Linked DNA regions of Homo sapiens: region 1 is linked to region 2. Evidence: chromatin loops called from intact Hi-C (ENCODE). Cell type or tissue: OCI-LY7. All regions are shown on one strand.

Region 1 (8,000 bases), 1.1 Mb after region 2:
GTAAGCAAGGCAGCTCTTTTTTGTTTTAAAAAATAAATAAAAATATTTTACAACATTAAGATCTCATGTATAAAAAATACCTAATTGCAACACTTCATCTCTCAGGAACACAGGAGCAGTTCTTTTGAGCAGATGCATTCTGTTTTCTCTGCTTGATACCATATCTCATCAGTTCTCCGTGTAGCTTAACACCACATGCATTTTTCTGTTGTTTTTGTTGTTGTTGTTGTTTTGTTTTGAGATGGAGTCTCTCTCTGTTGCCCAGGCTGGAATGCAGAGGCATAATCTCAGCTCACTGCAACCTCTGCCTCCCGGGCTCAAGCGATTCTCCTTCCTCAGCCTCCCGAGTAGCTGGGATTACAGACATGCGCCACCACACCTGGCTAATTTTTGTATTTTTAGTAGAGATGTGGTTTCACCGTGATGCCCAGGCTGGTCTTGAACTCCTGATCTCAAGTGACCCACTGGCCTCAGCCTCCCAAAGTGCTGAGATTGCAGGTGTGAGCCACTGTGCCTGGCCTAGACCACATTCATTTTTATTGGCTTTTTACACACTTGGAAATTCTACACCTACTGTCTTCTGGCATACCTGAAATTTTGTATCAAGCTCATCCTGTTGTTCATGAGGATAAAAGTGTTAACTTTATCTTCTAACCAATGAATATATGGCATATTGAGATAACTCCTTAAACACTCGATTTAATATTGTAGCTTAATGGTATGTATACATTTTAAAAATGGAGATCATGTTTTACTTTGTATATTAAGTTGGTTTAAGCATTGCTTAGTATAGATTATTTGAAGTGAATTCAAAGTGCTTTGTATCAATCAGCTTTTCATAATGCTAAAGCAGTGGCTTTGATTAGTCAGCTAGTACACAACCAGTTCCCTAATGTCTATCCTAAAGTGCTTTTTTTTTCATACTGAAGAGTTCTTTGACCGGACATAGTGGCTCACACCTGTATTCCCAACACTTTGGGGAGCCAAGGCCATAGGATCACTTGAACATGGAAGGTTGAGGCTGTAGTAAGCTGTGATTGCACCACTGCACCCAAGCCTGGGAGACAGAGCAGGACTCTGACTCAAAAAATAGTAATAATAAGTTATTGCTTTATACTGTTTTAAAATGCTCTTTTCTTATCCTTGTGACAAGCTGATTTCTTCAGCTGCGTTATTACCTAAGCATTTGCTTGATATTTCCATAAATAAGCATTTGTTAAGATTAATAGATTAATCAGGAATTTTCCTTTGAAGAAAGTTTTAATTTGCCTCACAACAAAAGGCTCACTTTGAACTCCATCGTAACAAAGTTCAGTGTTTCCTCACTTTTTCCAAAGACTAAATCATGATTGATAAAAATAGTAACAATATATAAGAAAAATCTGATCTAATACAACTTAATGTGTATGGTCTAACAATTGGCTCTAAATTACATGCTCTCATGGTTAATAGTATTTTTCATGTTCTTGGCCAGAATATATCATCTGTTTCGACAGCAAATATGAGATGAATCTATATTCTCTATCCAATTCTCAACTGTCTGCTACTGCTACTCCCAAAAGACTTCTCCAAAATTGCCAAATTTTTCTTTCAAACTATCCTATCCTCTTCCTTGATCTAGATCAGTGGTTCTTAAAGTGTAGTTCATGGACCCCTGTGGGGGTTCCCTCCCATGACCGTTTCAGGGAGTCAAAACTATTTTTATGATCATAATAAGGCATTATTCATTGTGTTCCTATTTGCTCTAGTAGTGCAGAAGCGATGGTGAGTAAAATTTCTGGCACCTTAGCATAAATCAAGGCAGTGGATCCAGACTATGCTAGTGGTCATTGTAGCCCTCCCTGCCACACACTTGAAGTAAAAAATAAAGTATCAGGTTCACTTATAAATCTCATTCATGAAACAGTAGAAAATAATTTTATTGAACCTTAACATTTTGTTACATATTCTTTTACTATTACTTGTGATGAAATGGTAAATGCATAAAGCATTTCTATGGCATACCAAAGTGCTAACCGTTGTCTCACAGTAAAACACATGATGGAGTTGCAAGCTGAATTAGTTCCTTTTATTGTGAAACATATTTTTACTTGAACAAAAGACAACTGTCAATATTCAGACGTGGTATTTGATAGACACACTTTCTCAAAGTGAATGCTATCCTGTCACTTCAAGGAAAACAACTGACAGTATTTGTTACTGATAACAACGTTTGAGTTTTCAAGCAAAAAATAGAATTTTGAAAATCATGTATCTGCCACCCTGAACTTGACAGCTTTCCGGTGCTTAAAGATTGGCGGTGATATTAACAGTTGTGATGTTTTTATATTGTATACTGACATATGTCAATATTTAGAACATTGCATAACTCACTGAACCAATATTTTCCAGATGACCAGTGTTTGATGTCACAAGATTCATTTAAAGTACAAATAGACCAAGTGGATATTAATGTAACAGAGTATCAAAAGTTCATTGATAAGGTTTCAGATATCACTTTGTAACTAACCTTTAAAAAATATCAGTTTTTTGAGCTATAGCGCAGTGTCAAAGATGAACATCTATAATTATCAAGAAAAACTATTAAAATTCTCTCCTTTTTTCCAACTATATATATTGAGGGTAGATTTTCTTCACATACTTCCACTAAAAGAGATTATCACAACAGATTAAATACAGAAACAGATACAAGAATCCAGCCAGACATTAAAGATTTGCAAAACTGTAAAACAATGCCACTCTTGCCACTAAATTTTCTTTTTAAGAATATAAAGGGATCCTGAGGTCAAAGAGTTTTTGAGAACCTCTAAACCAGATTTTAGAATTACTCTGTTCAGGCCGGGCAAGTGGCTCAAGCCTGTAATCCTAGCACTTTGGGAGGCCGAGGTAGGTGGATTGCTTGAGGCCAGGAGTTCGAGACCAGCCTGGCCAACATGGTGAAACCCCGTCTCTACTAAAAATACAAAAATTAGTCAGACGTGGTGGCATGCGCCTGTAATCCCAGCTACTTGAGAGGCTGCGGTAGGAGGATCTCTTGAACCCAGGAGGTGGAGGTTGCAGTGAGCTGAGATCTTGCCATACACTCCAGGCTGGGCAACAGAGTGAGACTCTGCTTCAAAAAACAAAAAAAAAAAGAATTACTCTGCTCATCCACATCATTATTTTTTTAGATGGAGCCTCGCTCTGTTGCCCAGGCTGGAGTGCAGTGGTGCTATCTCGGCTCACTGCAACCTCTGCCTCCCGGGGTCAAGCACTTGTCCCACGTCAGCCTTCCGAGTAGCTAGGATTACAGGCCCACGCCACCACACCTGGCTAATTTTTTATACTTTTAGTAGAGAAAGGACAGGGTTTCACCATGTTGGCTAGGCTGGTCTCGAACTCCTGACCTCAAGTGATCTGTCCACCCTGGCCTTTCAAAGTGTTGGGATTACAGGCGTGAGCCACCGCACCCAGCCCCACATCAGTATTTTATGTCAAGAAATGTTAGTCTCTATCATCTTTCATAAGCACTAATAGCAATTTTAAATGGTATTTCATAATAGGAATTTAAGATTTCTCCTTGCTGACATTGATAAGAAAAAAAAAACTTTACCACAGAATTACATTGTGCCTTTACTTTCCTAGCATGTCTATGTGCCTGACAGAAGGTCAGTGCCAGCTGGCCTGACTTTACAGTCTGTTAGTCCCCAGAGCCTCCAAGGGAAAACGGTGAGTAATATCTTTATTTACCATACCATGTTTTATTTATGTGCTGCACAGGAAGGTACATATCTAACATAATTTTTAAGTTTGAATTTTCAGAGGTTCTCCCAAAGAAAAAACATTACTGCTTTTGTGCAAGAGATGCTCATCAGAATTTGAAATCATGTAGCCATTTCAGTGTTTTAGTGGATACCTTTTCCTAAGTGTCTGACTGGCCAAATAAAAGATTATATTTTGAAACTTTATGGCCGGGCACGGTGGCTCATGCCTGTAATCCCAGCACTTTGGGAGGCCAAGGCAGGCGGATCGCTTGAGGTCAGGAGTTCAAGACCAGCCTGGCCAACATGTTGAAACCCCATCTCTACTAAAAATACAAAATTAGCCGGGCATGGTGGTGCGTGCCTGTAATCCCAGCTACTTGGGAGGCTGAGGCAGGAGAATCACTTGAACCCAGGAGGTGGAGTTTGCAGTGAGCCGAGATCCTGCCATTGCACTCCAGCCTGGGCAACAGAGCAAGACTCTGTCTCAAAAAAAAAAAAAAAAAAAAGAAACTTTATTGTATGAACTAGGTGGGTTTCTTTACTTTCATTCCCTTATCCTTAAAACAGAAGTTGCAGTAATTCATTAGTGAACAAATCCAGCAAGCAGTTATTTGTAGTCAAACTACCAGCGTATTAAGTTTTTCGTGTGAATTTTTAGATTAACTTCTTTAGAGCTGTTTGTAAAATAAACTGATTTACATATCAGCAGAAAAAGACTGTAACAAGCGTTCGATCAAAGCAAGTATTTACCATTACCATTTCATTGTCAGTGTTATGTTAATTGGAAAGGAGTTACATTAGCAGGACACTTCTTCTAGTTAAAGAGAAAAGATGACTTTTCCTCACTTCAGTTTATTTTAATGGTATTCTTTTATCAGGGGCACTGGCTTTATTGTCAGTAGATAACCTCAGTTTCTGTAAAGATGTGATTTTAGCACCTGTGTGTATAGTTGTTCATTATTTAAAATTCTCTTCCTGCAGTAATCAAATTCATCTTATGTGTTTTGTAAAAACATTGTTTTATTTTATCTTTTACACATTTAGATAAAATGAAATATTTCCTTGCTTTAAGCTTCCTGCAGTTTATTTGCCAAAGATTATTTGATTAAGACTAAGGACTTTTAAATGTGGGAATCTTAAAACATTAGATTGTTGGCCTGACAAATAGTCATTAATCATAGAGTAAATGCTAAATAGCATACCACAAATGTTTCTCTTCTGCCTTGCTCCCTCTAGTGGATATTTAGCCAAAATTTATTTACCACCACCTACTTTCTTTGGTCAAATGTGCCTCTTTATTTGGCCTCAAAATCTAAATAAAGTTATTGGTATCTTTCATCCTTTTGAAAATCTCTTAGTCTGTTTAGCTCCATAAATAATAAACCAGAGTTTCAGTATTCCTTGCGGTATCACTCTGGGTTCTTAGAATATCTAAATCCCTTTGCCCATCTTACCTTCTCCCTGGCAAGACCTCAAGTGTTGGAGATGATGATCATAAAACAAGGACTATCCTAGCATCATGAGGTCACGAGATAGGATTGGCATCAGAGCAAAAGCAACTGTTCTTTTTCTCTTACATGGTTTATTTAAATCTCATACACCAAATATTCTTTGACCATTTAATATACAGTAAAAAACTGTTGTCTCACCTGTGGATACCCAGTTTTATCTAAGGAATCCAATAGTAACTTCTGCTAACACTTTTTCTTCTGAAGGCAATAATTTTTAATATGATTTTGGATAATGGTTAAAAATGATTTCTGTTTTTGAAAAGAATTGTCAGAAAATAAAGAGCAATAGCAAATAAACAGAACGGAAGAGAGTTAATGCAATGCTGTCGTGTAGGCAAAACAAACCAATCTTGGGAATACTTTTTAGCCTGGAATTTTTAAGAGTACATTGCAGCACTCCAGTGAGGAAAGCCTGTAGCCTGCTTTCAGTTGTTAATCATAACAAAGCTCAGAGAAATACCAAGTAATATTTTATGGGCTATAAGAATGCCAATGATCATACTTTACTGTATTTCTAAGAAAAGTATATTAAATTGGCCCATTAAGGAATTTCATCCACTGTTGAAAATTTATTTTCCTTTGGATCACAGTCACCAATCAGGAACCAAAAAAAGGTTCTCTTCTTTTCCCAGAGTGAAGAAGGAGGGTTTATGTGCCCATGGAAACTCTCTTTTTCTTAAAAAATAAAACTGATCTTTTGGTCATAAAAAATGCTATATGAAAGCACTAACAGTGACATTTCAGAGTATAACTGGGAAGCAATTAATAGAACCCAGATCCCAAATTTAATAATGTGAAGATATCCAAGTTTTATTTTATTTTATTTTATTTTTATTTATTTTTTTATTTATTTATTTTGAGATGGAGTCTCGCCGTGTCGCCCAGGTTGGAATGCAATGGCGTGATCTCGGCTCACTGCAAACTCCACCTCCTGGATTCAAGCGATTCTCCTGCCTCAGCCTCCCGAGTAGCTGGGATTACAGTTGCGTGCCACCATGCCTGGCTAATTTTTCTTTAATCTTTAGTAGAGGCAGGGCTCAGGCTGGTCTCGAACTTCTGACCTTGTGATCCGCCTCCCTCAGCCTCCCAAAGTGCTGGGATTACAGGCGTGAGCCACTGTGCCCGGACTACATTTATTTTAATTATTTTATGTAGTTCTGTTAGAAAGTTGGACATGCAGGTATTTGTACTATTGCTGGGAAAAGGTGTAATTTTTTTAGATATCTTAGTAAAATATCTTTTAATAATTTTTTAGTAGCACTTATGTACAAACCTTTATAATGTTTTTTTGGCATTGTGCTTTTTTGTACTTAACATTTAAATGTTCTCATGAGTTCTGAGAAAATGCCTTAATTTACTGTTGTTTTGCTGTATCTTTTAAAGTAACACTGTTCCTTCTATTTCTCTAGATATCTATGCATTTATGTAGGACCTATCATCATAGTGCCTAGGCACTATGTTTGATGTCAACCATAAGAGGAAACTTGCCAAGAAATCTTGGTTTAATATCTGTCACTTAAGACAACAATTAATCTGTTTTCCACTGTTTGGATTCTTAAATTGTACTCCTTCAGCCAGAGGAGCTTACGCTGCTGCTAATAAAGCTGAGACGGCAGCAAGCCGAACTGAGTAGTATCCGGGAGCATACGTTAGCACAGCTCATGCAGCTAAAGCTTGAGGCCCACAGCCCAAAGGTCAGCTATGGAGAGATTTGTCTGTGTCGTCTGCCATCATCTCTTATTTTGAAACACTCATCAGTCAATATGATCAGCATCATTAGTGTTGAGCATGAGCCCATACCATCATTATAGTGACAACATTAGAATCTCCTATTAACCCTTTGAGAATTCAACTTATTTATACATTACTGAAAGAAAATACAGGTAGGGTGCATTTCTTCTTAGCCTTCTACCCCACCCGCTCACCCACTGGCTTTTGGTTTTGAGGAAGGCAATGCGTACAATACTTCATGTACGCATTAACTTCATGTTGTTACTCACTGAATACTGTGACTTCCATATCTGGTAAAACAAATATTGAGAAGTCCTATAATTTCCAATAAAACAATAAATTAAAAATTCATTATAGCTTTAATAATACTGCCTTTTAAATGTTAAAAATTAATTTTAAAATGTCTTATTTTTAATGAAAAGAACGAACACATAACCGTTTCTCAAAGGGTTTATAGCTCTGGTTATATAAGAAAGATCTTATTTAAAGAAGTAGTACTATATTAGAGGAAATAATTGACATGTAAAAGTTCTAACAGTCAGTTTGCTAAAGCTATTTTAAGGAATTTTTCTGCTTAATAGTTCATTGTTCATATGCATGTCTACGTAATTTCTTACAAAACAAAATATAATTTTGTAATTTAATATGTCAGCGGTACCATTTACAGGGGAGCATGTGCGTGAAAGTTGTCGTGTACTGTGATATAATAGGTTGTAGTAAATTACCTGTTTTTCTTATTCCAAAATTGACCTTTTCTTGAATTCCACATCCTCTTTCTCTGTCCCTTTTTTCTTAATTGGTGCCTACTAGAATGAAATTCTTTCACATCATCTCCAAAGGAACACCATATATTTGGATCATCAGGTGGGATTCATAGAGATTTTCTTACTTTTAATACTTAATAGAACTTCTTAAATATAATACAGTTTTTCAGGCTTCTCAGCTATTTCAGTCACGTTGAATTAATAACATGACTTTTACAAGTGATAGAATATGAAATCTCTGACCAGGTGGA
Region 2 (8,000 bases):
TGCATAACCATATTCTGTAACAAGTAATTGAACACATTTGTGTTATAATTGTCCAGCACTAGTTTTAAACCTGACCATTAAACAGTCATAACTGTATTATGTGAGGTCTTTGCTACCATTAACAGATTATAATTTTGTTCTTTGAAAGGGTAGCTTGATTTTAAGAGTAGTTGTCCTGAGAGAACTAATTTTTTTACTTCTTAAACAAGTATTGGGATTTTCCTATGCTAAGAAATAACAGATCCTCTCTTAAATATGAAAGATGACTTGAACGACCCATTTGTAAATGTTAGTGTTCAACCATAAAATACTTTCATTTGCAAGAGCTCAGACAGCTGCCCCCTGACTAATCAAACTTAGTTGTTGTACAACTGAATATGCTAATTTTTTATTTTTTCATGTTGATTTTCATAGTAACACTCCATAAATATCATGTTTTTACTTTAGGGCCTTTTACACTAACAGGGACTACGAGAGGGTTAATTTGGTTTTGTTAAAATAAGTAGACCTTACCTAATAGGACTTACTCCAGTCTAAAATTTTCTATTACCTAATTTCCTTTTAACCTCATTTATGGGCCTAATTATCAGAAAAAATATACACATAAAAAAATTTAGTGCAGCCTAAATTTAGTGCAGCTGCCTTAAATTATATTTGGATCAATATGAAAAAGCCACAAGAGAAAAAAAAAGATGGCCCTATGATGACAATAAAGATGGTTTCAGTGTTTGTTCATATTTATTATTTTGAAAACTTGGGGTCATTTAATTAAGTCACCTTATCTTTTGCCTTAAATTCTTAAAAAGACAGCCATATTAATTCAGCCAAAGAATTACTTTGGAATTTTAAAAGTCTATTGATTTGTTTTCTTCTAAAATCTCTTCAATGAAATCTATCCTTGGAGAATTCTATAAAAAGAACAAAAGATGTCTTTGCAGTCTTGGCTCTTTCAGACACTTGGCAGTTTAATGACTCATTGTACTTATAAATGTCTCTGATTAAGCCCTTTTATTTTTATTCTGTAATTTAATTTATAACACTACATTTCACACAAAATTTTCTCATCCCTGCTACTTGATTTACCACTAAGTGTCCACTTATGCAGCGGACAGTCTCAAAAACATCAGATATGTTTTCTCTACTTGACCTCTGATAATCTTGTATAATACATCTGTTCTTTCAAATGAACAGTGACGTGATTTTTTTGCATATAAGATATATTTAATATGGTGTATGAAATCATTTAAGTAAAAATCAAACTTCAGTTGCAGATACAGTGATATTGATAAATATTACTAAAGAATGAAAGTAAATATTAATTGTATCCCTTAAACACAATTTTATTTGGATCTTGTAGAGTGACGTAACATTGACATGGCTGGTTTGTTTACTGGGGCATTAAAGTTTCCCAAAGCTTAGTTTGTTATAGCAGATCAGAAAATGTTGAAATATGATTTTATATAGTATTCTTTTTACTGAGTGTTCAAATATGACTTTGCACTAAAGCACAAGTTGCAATAGATATGAAATTATGACACAAATTGCCAGACCAAAATATAATTTTCCAAAGAATAGCTATGACACTTGGTTCGAAGACCAGTCTGTTCACCTATAGGTGAACCCCCTCACCTATTCTGAGAAAATAAAATAATCAAAGCAATTTCACAAAGAAGTTTTCTTTGGTGAGGGCTTTTGCTTCACCTTTGAATTGGGTGTATGACTCCTACCTGGAAAATCTAGAGAACAAGGAATGTTTCAGTGGCAGATCCAAGGAATACCATTGCCATGGGATAGTTCTGCACCCTAGGAGTTTTCAGACGTGTTACATAAATGTTTCCCAGGGATGACAGTCTTGCATACTGGGGAGCAGAAGGAAGCTGGAGCTGTGACTCTTGATACCTAGGGGCTGAGGAATGGGTCACAAATCATCAGCCACATCAGGCAATTTCAGGGGAGAGGGACCCAGCAGATATCCCTCCTGAAGGCCCGGAAAGAGTTCTCTTTAACTATCTGCCAGACCCCAGAAGCTAGAAAGAATCTACAAATGAAGATTATTACCCCATTACTTTCCCTCTCCTCCCTCCCTCTATGCTGAATGTGATGGAAGACAGAATTGAAGCTAACTGTGGTGAATCCACCTGAAACAAAATATATTACAAGATTTCCATAATTATCATATTAGTACAAATTCATTTTAATCAATGTCAGGGCTCGGACTTAACTGGAGAACTGGAGCTTCAAATCAAAGGAATAGTAATTTGCTTTTCATAAGATTTTTGATTCAACAGCCATTGACTATTAGCTTTTGAAAAGGAATACTATGTCTTACATGTTTGTTCTTTCCCTGATTATGCCTAACATGAAATAGATTCACCTTTAAATGTTTGGTAACTGATCCACTTGTGGAGGCAAAATGTGGTTTAGAATAATTAAACATTCAAAATGGTAAAAGTTAATATTTCTAGTTATATACATGCTACGAGGGAGGTTATTATTTTCTCCAGTATCAGAAAAGGAAATAAATGCTGAGAAACTTTCATTTCCCCAAAACACATTTCTGGCAGAGCTAGAAGTGAACGTTAGCTTGACTGACTTCAAAGGCTACCCCTTTTCCACCACATTGCATCAGCCATAGTGAGCCAAATTAATTAACTTACAAACCTACATATGCACTAATGTAGCGAATTAGAACAAAATCAAGCTGATCATATAACATCCAGCTAGGTCCCCTTACAATATCTTTGATAAAACACAAAACCAAACACCAGTATCTCTCGGAGCTTACCCATTTGATTGGTTTAAACAAAACTGTGTTTTAATTTGTGTGGTTTGTTACAAAACCAAGAAAATTCTGGAACTAATTTGTCTTAAAATATTTATAACAGATAGAATCCATTCATTCACATCTATATTCACTGATTCATTAAGTATTTGTTAGGTCAGCTATGTGCCCGGCACTGTTCTTTTCTCTAGAATTCAGCTGTGAACAAGATAAAAATTCCTCTTTTCATGTAACTTACATTTTTATGGGAGAGGCAGACAATAATCATAAATAAATGAACAAGCAAATAAGATTTGTAAGTGGAATTCAACTTACTAAATAAAAGCCTTCCATTTAATAGATATTTTCAAAAACAGAATATCATAATTAAATAAGTTCTAAAGCAGTTGTTCATTATATAAGCGTTAAAAAATGTTGATTCATTGGTTTTATATATATTTGATCTTACTGAGAGAAAAGTACTAAAAGATAGTGCCTTCATGTTATTCATGGATACTAACTCAATATTCTTAGCAGCAATATCTTAAAAGACCACAAGATGGTGACATTACTCTATACATACAAATCTTTAACTCAAATGTTAAAAACCTTCAGTTTTTCCAAAGCAAAACCTAAAGTTTTTACTATTCTGAAAACAAACAAAGGATTTCAAAAGCAACTGTTGCAATCATGTTAAATAGTGATTTTCCTATTTATATTTTTTAAAATCTATGAGCTGTTTTAAAACAGCACTATGACTAAGTCAATCAACCAGAGATTTGGCAAGCATTAAGGTTTCACTCTTAAAATTTGCTACCCAAATTATGGTGGCTTGTCTGTTACATTCACACACAAAATTTTTTCTCATTGTGTATTTGCCTCTTTTTTGGACTTCCTTTGGTTGTCCTTGATAACAAATTGTAGAGTGGTTGAGTATATATCAAAATAACAAAATATTTTCACATCAAAAGAGATTATTACATTGATGGTTTCTGTTTATATTAAATAAATTACTTGTTTCAGGACGATATTTATAATTGTCAACAGCTAAGAATTCCAACTAGCAAAACATTCCAAAATAATTAAATATGTCTCCTCATTACATCGGATGTGTTCTTTTGTCTATTGACTTGCCTGCATCAACTCCGCATCCGACTTCACTCCTTACCTTCACCTCTGAATCACAGAAGAATCCCTTTCCAAGATGGTCCTAGGTCAAAATCTGACAATGGGAGGATCTCAGTTGAGATCTGAGAAGAAAAGACGGAAGGCTTTTTTTCTGATGACAGTTGCAAACAAGGGATATGGCTAAGTAGCAAATGGGAGGTTTGCAGCAATATCCAAAACAATTTCTGTAAATCATGCATCTCAGTGCTTACGGGCACCTGGGATCTGCAGGTTTTCCCAAGATTGTTCAAGGTAATAACATTTTGTATGGGGGTTCTGCAAATTTCACATTTGAGGGTTGTAGGCAGCTGAAAACATGGCCTGCAATGTAATTTTTATAGCCTCTAGCAGCAATTTTTCTGACCTTTACTCCCCAGTCCAGTTCAATGGATGCACAAACCTCTAATTTCCTGTGTTACAGCCAATACTTCTTGGAATACATAAAGTGCATCTGCTTTCTGCATTTAACTCAGACTAATATACCACCATAAATTCCAAAGAAGTAAAATGAGAACAGACCATGTGAAACTGTTTCTATGTTTAAATTACCAAACTTAAGTGCATACGATGACATAACAATTTCAGAAGTATAGTTCTAATAATAATCCCAACCAACCCTTCTGTCAAAAACAAGCAAGGGACACAGATCCATAGTGACTGTGAATTCCTGCTGGCAATTTTGCAAGAGAGCTTTTCTTGATGATAAGGAGTGTTCCTTAGACTCTTAGGCTTGTTTCCTGGGAGTTGCCTCCCAGTCCTTATTCTTTTGATTTTATTCTCTGGATATTGTGGGTTTTTTGTTTTGTTTTGTTTTTTTCTCCTCAGCTACATCTGAAGAGCAATGCCTCTTGTGAGCAGACACGTAGGAAACTTAGGCCATTATACATCTTGAAGAGACACTCTTAATTCGGGCTGGTTGTGCTTGGCAGTATAATCCTCTCAAACATTATTGAACTTTTGTCCATTTTATTTGTCTAAGTGTTGGAAATGTGCCAAGAGAAACACCCACAATTATTTTCATGACAAGGCTCTGTCTAAAGTCATCAGGCTTTCTTGGGTGAGCCAAACTCTTAGTCATTTTGCTTTGAGCTATTTTCCTCAACTGACACATTTACTAGGATCACGTTGATCCATTTAGTGTTTTTAATAAAGGGCATTATGAACACACCTTGAATTGAATTTTGTTTGTAGATTGAAATTTAATCAGCCTTTGTTGCTCAGAGTATTTTTAAATGAATCTTTAACTGATTAGGTATGCAGAGTTGTATCTTTCAATATTGCAAGATTATCTCTAATAAATTGCATTTTCCAATTATTCAATGCTAAAGTATGAAAATACAGCAAACTTTTATATTGTCTGGTATCCATAAACTTTGATATACTGTCTTTCAATTATAATTATCACCTTTAGAGTCTACATACAAAGGTATATTGTTTTTATTATTGAATATATTATTTTGTTTAATACTTACAACTCTGTATTTTTTATTTACTTTTTTGTCTTATTTTACTGGCCAGGACACTCAGTACAATGATGAATGAAAATCATGTAGTCTTCATTTATTCAATATGTTACAGACAAAACTATCAATGTGTCAACATTAGATATGAGACTGGCAATAGGTTTTCACATAAACATTTTATAAAGAAAGTTTCTCTCCACTCCTAGTTAAAACAAAAAAAAATTTGATTGCCCAATATAAACCCAACTTTCTCATTTATATATTATGCTTTTAAACATAGTATGATGAGAGTTTTTAAAAATATTTTGTGTAAAATATTTGCATTTCTGTTTTAAAGAAAAGGAGCCTATGATGTTTACTTCTTGAAAAGTCATTGTCAGGATATTGTACCAAGGTTTTGCTGCTCTCATTAATGAGTTTAAAAGCTGTCCCTCTTTTTCTACTCTATGAAAGTCTTTAAGTTTGATACATTTTTTTCCTTAAATATTCAGTGCAATTCACTGGAAATGTCTTGAAATTTTTGAATTTGAAGATCTCACATTATGGTTTCATTCTGTAACAGTTTTTAAATCAAGATTTTCCCAACTCTTTTTATTTCTGTTTTGGTTAAGTTCTATATTTAAATAAATGTGCATATTTTATCTAAATTTCCGAATTTATTAACCTATACTTGTTCATACAATTCTCTTTATAAATGAATAATATTTGGTGATGTCTCCTTTTATGCTCTTGATGTTAATTTAAAAATGTTTTCTTTTCTCTCTTTTTCCAGATCTAGTGATCTGGAGGCTTATTAAGTTTTAGTGCCTTTTTTTGAACCAAACTTTGCCTTATTTAATGTTTACTAGTTTGTGTTGTCTATTTCATTAATTTAATTCATTAATAATTTTCTCAATTTATTCACTTACTTCCACTAATTTATTCTCTTACCTTTATTATTTTTCTTCTTTTGTTTTCTTTGATTATATTTTGCTGTTAATTTAGATTACTGATCTTCAGGTTTTCCTCTTTTCAAATATTTCTATTTTAGCTATATATTTCTAAAAGAAAGGAGTCAGAGAAAAAAGAGCTGTCAAAAATTAAGAGTGATGAACTACGTAATAATGCTAAAGAGGTCAAGTAAAATAGTAAGAACTATTCAATGCACTTGATATTAAAAATTAAATTGCTGTGTATTCAGAAATATTTTAATGAGATAACTGATAATTCTATTATTGCTTCATCCATGATTAAATTCATGCCTTTTCTAGCAATCAAGCCTTGGCCCTAGATGGAAAATTCCATAAGGTTATCAGTGGCCTCATTCAAAGCAAACCCTTGTCTCGTTAATGTTTGTTATCACCATATTTCTACTTTGTTTGCACCAAATTGTTTCTTCATAGAATTTTGTGGTATAGAAAAGTAAATCAATATAATTTTCTGAGCATGTTGGGAATATTCTCAATAAAGCAACTCTAAATATATTCAGACTTTTTAAGTAAAAAATTTTATTTCTATGAATTAAAAATTCAGAATTATCTGTAATAGTTTATGCATGGGAATATTTATTCACTATGTTAAATCAAATTTCTAAACATATTAGAGCTTAAAAGGCAATAATGTCATATTAACAATTAAAATCTAGATGAATATTCAGGTGATATGTAAAAATTGTATAATGACCTATTGCTATGATCTGAATGTGTCCGCTAAAATTCATATGTTGAAATTTGATTGCCAATGTAATGGCAAATAAGTGAGGCCTTTAGGAGGTAGTTAAATCATGAGGAAAGTGTAATCATAGACGGAATTAAGGATCTTATTTAAAAATGTGAGGAAGTGGGTTTGCTCTCTTTTGCTCTTCTGCCATGCAGTGACAGAATGTTCATCCACTTTTGCCCTTTCCAGCCCTTTCAAACTGTATTTCTTACAGTTTCATATTAAGGGGGAAAAATCTTCATTTTCTTATGTCTTGCACATGTTCACAAGACATGTATAAACATATTTATCCCTTCCTTGTTGATAATAAAAGTGAGAAAGCAAGAAAAAAACACCAAAATTCTCACAAATAGAACAAAAAAATGCTAAAACTTACTAAAATATTTTACAGCTGCAAAAGAATTTTATGCAAACATTTAACAAGTATTTATTGATGTGCTATTGTGTGCTAGGTATTCTAAGTGCTGAGGACAATTAACAAAACATACACAATTTCTGGATTCTTATAATCTGTTATAGTAAGGGAATATACACTATATGAATAAAATAATTGATCTGTTTATTTTTAAATGATACACAATGTAGAGAAACAAAAAAGAATGAAAAGAAGTACAGACTATTCTTACAATCTATGTTATAGTAAGGGAATATAGACTATATGAAAAAAAGAATAATCTATCTTTTTTTTCTTAATGACACACAATGTAGAGAAACAGTAAAGAATGAAAGAGGTACAGAGTCGTGGGGCAGAGGTAGTGGAGGTGGCTAAATTAGAGTCCCGTATTAAACCTTCACTTCAATATTGGATCACAGAAACAAATTACATAAAGTTAAATAGTCTAATAATATTTATATAAAATTTTTAGCTTGCAATATTACACATATTTACAGAACATCTATGCAAAGGAAAC

The links. A loop is a pair of places that touch in the nucleus more often than their neighbours do. Peaks named below come from ENCODE experiments on the same cell type or tissue, not always from the same donor. Only the 100,000 strongest peaks of a DNase experiment are listed, where the experiment ranks them.
Region 1: a loop joins it to region 2, with 17 times the contacts of the local background. A loop is called at or near these places in 2 of 110 quality-filtered maps.

Annotation. Positions count from the first base shown.
Region 1 is chr12:19,283,849-19,291,848 of GRCh38, forward strand. It overlaps PLEKHA5 (pleckstrin homology domain containing A5), which reads left to right. Exons shown (of 32, transcript NM_001256470.2): 13 at 3,625-3,708; 14 at 6,829-6,948; 15 at 7,796-7,849. Among named protein-coding and RNA genes, the nearest start is that of AEBP2, 150 kb to the right of the region's middle. In OCI-LY7, CTCF peaks have their summits at 4,979 (motif pointing left) and 5,180; a DNase peak (open chromatin) is centred at 4,973.
Region 2 is chr12:18,136,863-18,144,862 of GRCh38, forward strand. No RefSeq gene overlaps it. Among named protein-coding and RNA genes, the nearest start is that of RERGL, 51 kb to the left of the region's middle. In OCI-LY7, CTCF peaks have their summits at 3,324 (motif pointing right) and 3,527; DNase peaks (open chromatin) are centred at 2,589 and 3,319; H3K4me3 peaks cover 919 bases; H3K27ac peaks cover 1,624 bases.